Regions from separate parts of the Mus musculus genome. Here region 2 is linked to region 1. A link is a loop called in an ENCODE intact Hi-C map of the cell type or tissue named here. Cell type or tissue: heart. All regions are shown on one strand.

Region 1 (2,500 bases):
CCACATACTTTACTCATGCCTAACTTCTAAGATTAGACAAAAGATTTTAACACTGTAATGTAGAAAAGATTTGCCTTTTTGAAGTTGCAAAGCTCAAGTATTTCCATGCTTAAGCTAAGTATTGGAGTCTAGTAAGTAAGCTGTAGAGTCAACTTGCCTTATGTTCTAGTTGCTTTTAATGCACTTAGGTGACTATAGTGTTAAAGGTTAAGTTGCTGGATCTATAACAACACCTTTAATCCTGGTATTCTGTAGGCTAAAGCAGAGTAATGAGTTCAGAGCGTATAGTCCTTGATTTTTTTTTTCTCTCAGAACTATTAGTTCAAATTCATGGTATGTGAATGACTAGAAAATAATGTGTATTAAATTATGGTGTTTTTCTAACCCTCTTTAGTCATGTTAAAAGTACAGTGTAGTAAGAAAGTCAAGTTCCTTTGGGTATAAAGCTTATACTCAGTTTGTTGTGTCAGCAGTGGGAATAGAATTTGAATATATGCCTGTATCCTACATTGAGGGTCCTAAGTTCCCTTTCACAGATTGCCTGCCTTCTGATAGTTAAGCTATACTACTAGAGTTAACCTTCAAAGCGAAGTTAATTACTTTTTCCGTGCTGAGGCTGATGTTAACTTTTTAAAACTAGCTTTTATTACCTAAAATTGATTTTGTTGAAATTTCCCATATATAAATATTTCCTTATATGGTTATGCGTGCTTTGATCACATTTTCCTGTCTCCTTATATTCTCTCATTACTATGATCACTGGTGAGACTTAGTATTTTAAGCCTTGCTTTTTAAAGTATACTTATTTTCATTTGCAAAAGCCATCTAAAGGTTGTGTCATGTGATTTGTTTTTTTTAGGTTGCATTTACAACAAGAATTTATCATCCAAATATTAACAGTAATGGCAGCATTTGTCTTGATATTCTAAGATCACAGTGGTCTCCTGCTTTAACTATTTCTAAAGGTAAAATGATAATTTCAATATAATAGTTTTCAGCTACTGTGACTTTATTATGCCAACATTTTAATTAAAAGTTGCTTGCGGGCTGGTGAGATGGCTCAGGGGGTAAGCACCCGACTGCTCTTCCAAAGGTCCGAAGTTCAAATCCCAGCAACCACATGGTGGCTCACAACCACCTGTAACAGAGATCTGATGCCCTCTTCTGGTGCGTCTGACTACAGCTACAGTGTACTTACATATAATAAATAAATAAATCTTTTAAAAAAAAAAAGTTGCTTGCAAGATTGGGGATGTATCTCAGTATAACATGCTTGCCTAGCATGCACAAAGCTCACTGTTCAATCTTCTCCCACTCACCCCCCACCCCACCCCCAGTGTTCTATAAATCAGGTGTGGCACATGCCTAAACAATGGCACTTTTGGGAATAGGGGCGGGAGGATCTGAAGTCAAGATCGTCCTTGGTTAATCTGAGTGAGTCTGAGGCTAGACTGAGATCTTTTAAAAAGGAAAAAAAAGTTAGTGGGTTTGGGTGTTTTGGGTTGATACTTCATCAGGGAAAATAAATTTTAAAGGGATTTTTGTCTAAAGTTAAAAATATGTTGGTAGGGCATTTTCCTAGTGAGTTTTTTTTTCACATAATGGCAGTTTATTTTTAGTGTAATATATCAGAAGCCAGAGGTATCTTCCTCTTGTATACTTTTATTTCACTTGGCTAGGTTCTGTCATTAAACTCCTCTTGTATACTTTTATTTCACTTGGCTAGGTTCTGTCATTAAACCAGAAGTTCTTAGTAACTCTCAGTGTCTGCCTGACTTTACCACCAATGCTAGGGTTCAAGCACGCACAGCTTTTCATGGGCGGCGGGGATTTGAACTCAGGTCTTTTTGTTTAGCCTGAGCTCTTACCTACTGAACTATTGCTTCAGCCTCCAAATTAATTTTAATAAACTTATTTTGGTGCTAAACTGTTTGTGGGTGGTAATGTGCGCGTGAATGCAGATGTTTTGGAGTCCAGAAGAGAATGCTAGATCACCAGGAGCTGTAGTTAAAGGACAGTTGTGAGGGGGCACCAAGAGTGGGAGTTGGGAAACTAAAACTGTCCTCTATACAAATAGTATGTGCCTATAACTGTTGGGCCATCTTTTTGGTGAGAATAGGAAAATATAGCCAGGCATGGTTTACAGCATTTACAGCTTTCTACTCTAATAAGCATCTGTGTAGATTTTCTGTATCTGATTTTGAACCTGTCTTTAGTTGGGTATTACTTAACTATGATAATCATTCTGTGTCTAATAAAATGTGGAATACTTAGGGAATTTGGGGAAAGATTGTTACGTAAAGACTGATCTTGTACTGTTAAGTCTAACACATTCTAGATCTCCAGGTATACCCCAGATGGAAAGTTCCTCCTGTCCTCTTTTGGATTCTGAATGACAAGTCTTTTTTTGACATTCTACTCTGCAAATTCAATTGTACGCAAAACATTTTAAGGATGAGATTGCCTTTTAGTAATTTATAGGCTTGGGTAATTAATGTTT
Region 2 (2,500 bases), 58 kb before region 1:
TTTCGGGAAGGGTGAAGATGCTCGTGTCTGAGCCCTATGACCGAATCTGACTCCACGAGTCTGAGTGGAAGGTGGGAACTGACTCCCACAATTGCTCTCTGACTCCACACGTGCACCAGGGCACCACCTCCCACTGAAAATGGAAGAAATGAAAGCATACGTCCAATTGGTCAAACTGATGCTGCAGTCTGACGCTTTCTTTAATGTCAATGGATTTCTGACTGAGAGAACTGAAAAATCCAGACCAACTGAGTCACAAAGAAAAACCCTTTATGTGCGCAGCAAGAGACAATTTTGTGTCACTTCCTCTAATGTTGATAGGAGTTCCATGTACAGTTTGAGCAAGAATAACAATACAGCAGGACAGCAAGTGAGGAGAGAGGAGACTGTTGTTCAGTGGTCCTCAACTTCAGCTGAACTAGGAGTGTACTGGCAGCTGGCCACCTAATGCGAGCACAGTTAAACTGCTATAGTGCGCACTTACGATGGGGAACGATGATGAATTATGTACGTAGTTTGCCATGATTTAAAAACCAAATAACTTTGTTAAGACACAGACTCACTATGTACGTCTGTCTGGCCTGGTATCTTATTGGAAGCCACCAGGGTGGCTGTAAACTCACAGAGATCTACCTGCCTCTGCTTCCCGAAGTACTGAGATGAAAGGTGTGAGCCACCACACCCGGTACAAATAATAACTTTTTCAGAGAGCTTCTGTGGGGTCAGCAAGAGGAGCCCAGGCGGTGAAGGGGGCTGCAGTCAGGACTGGCAACCTGAGCTTGATCCCTGGGACCCTTGATAGAAAGAGAAAACCAGCTCTTGGCATGAGTACCACGGGGTGAGCACATGCCCCGAAGGGGACATCTACATATGTGTTTGCGTGCTTGCTCTTGTGTGCATGAATGAGTGTGTGCGCACACGCTCACCAAATAAATAAATGTTAAAAAAAAAAAAGACATTAGATTGGGCCTGCATAGATAATTTCCTGGAGTATGGCCCATCAAATCACGTGGTATATTCACAGGTGGGATAGATTCACAGGTTCTAGGAACTGGGGTGAGGAAATCTCGGTGGGACAGTACTTTAGAAATTCTACTGTATCCGATGTCCACATTTCAACTGCTGTAGATTCCTTTAGAAGACATTTTTATCTGTCATGTTCTCTTTCCATAACTCTTTCCACGACAAAAATGCTTCACCAAGGCAAAGTTTCTGCTTAATGAGTAGACACATCTGTCATCACTCCACAGAGAGAGAGAGCTAGGCACTTAACCATTTTAACTTGCTGTCACGTGGACATTACTGTCCTTACAGGACTTGCCACATTGAAACCTATGATCCGCTTTATCGCTCGTAGTTTCAACATCCAGCATTAGCAGTGGCTTGATAAGATGTGGCCAGGAAAAATGCACGCTGCTCAGGTTTCTGGCACTGAATTTTTATGGTGCTGCGCGAGTGAAGAACATACGGCCACAAGGTGGCAGTAGCGCACACACCATTTCTATGGGCGAGCCCTGATAGGTTCTCATCTGGTGAAAGGAAGTGGCCAACCACAGGCCCCACCACCAGCTGAAGTAGGGAAGGTAAATCCTCAAGGTTGGGGTGGGGGAAGACCACAGAAAGGGCACATCTGGCTTAGTGATGTCACCCAGCATCCTGACATCTTTGGGTCAGAGAACACTGCTCTTAACTCCAATCAGCCATCCTACGTGGCCATTATTTTAGGATTTTTACCCCTGGTGTCCTCTCTCTCCTTTTTCCACTTCCTCCTCTTCTGCCTCCTCAGGGTCTCCTCCAACTCCAAGCCTGGAAAACCCAAACCACTCACATGTCTCTTCTGCCCAGCCATTGGCTGTTGGCGTCTTTATTTAACCAATACTTTTAATCAGGAAGCAAGGTCACATTGTCCATGCAGATCCTCTCCTTCCAGGGAGCAGCCAGGCTATGGGGCCGGTACTTATCATTACAAAAACATATCAGAAGAGCAGACCTCAGCAGGTGCTTGCTGCCAAGTCTGAGAACCTGAGTCCAATTCCCAGGACCCTCAAGGAGGAGAGAAGCAGCAGGCTCCGCAAGCTGTTTCACCCAGACTGTTTAAAGCATCATTTCTTAATGTGCAGTGCATCTGCGCATTTAACCCCCCGCCCCCACCCCGCCAAGGGAGAGCTGAAAGACCCTGTTACTGCCTCTCTGAGCAATGTCCTTAGCAGTGTGTACCTGCTTGTAATTCTACTGTATTTAAAGACTGCTTCATGACTTCTGCAAAAGAAAGATTTGTTGAGTAAAATGAAAAATAGGGCTTCCAGTCAAAATCCACTATGAACAAAAGCCTGGGGGCAGATGCAGCAGTTAAACACAGAAAGCAGCTACAGGTGTCCTCCTTCATCCAGTCTGTGTGCACCAGAGACGTGGAGGCAGTCGCGGCACAGCTGCACATTTGGCTTTCAATTGCCCCTGTAGCGGGCAAATTCTCTAACACAATCTATGCGATTCAAACACC

The links. Peaks named below come from ENCODE experiments on the same cell type or tissue, not always from the same donor. Only the 100,000 strongest peaks of a DNase experiment are listed, where the experiment ranks them.
Region 2: it touches region 1 in a loop (2.0-fold over the local background); 3 of 42 quality-filtered maps call a loop at or near these places.

The regions. Positions count from the first base shown.
Region 1 is chr3:135,459,116-135,461,615 of GRCm38, forward strand. Ube2d3 (ubiquitin-conjugating enzyme E2D 3) reads left to right here. Exons shown (of 7, transcript NM_001356597.1): 5 at 860-965. Among named protein-coding and RNA genes, the nearest start is that of Ube2d3, 21 kb to the left of the region's middle. In heart, a CTCF peak has its summit at 1,173 (motif pointing left); no DNase peak of the experiment used is centred here.
Region 2 is chr3:135,400,984-135,403,483 of GRCm38, forward strand. No RefSeq gene overlaps it. Among named protein-coding and RNA genes, the nearest start is that of Cisd2, 21 kb to the right of the region's middle. In heart, a CTCF peak has its summit at 1,473 (motif pointing right); a DNase peak (open chromatin) is centred at 1,488; H3K27ac peaks cover 897 bases.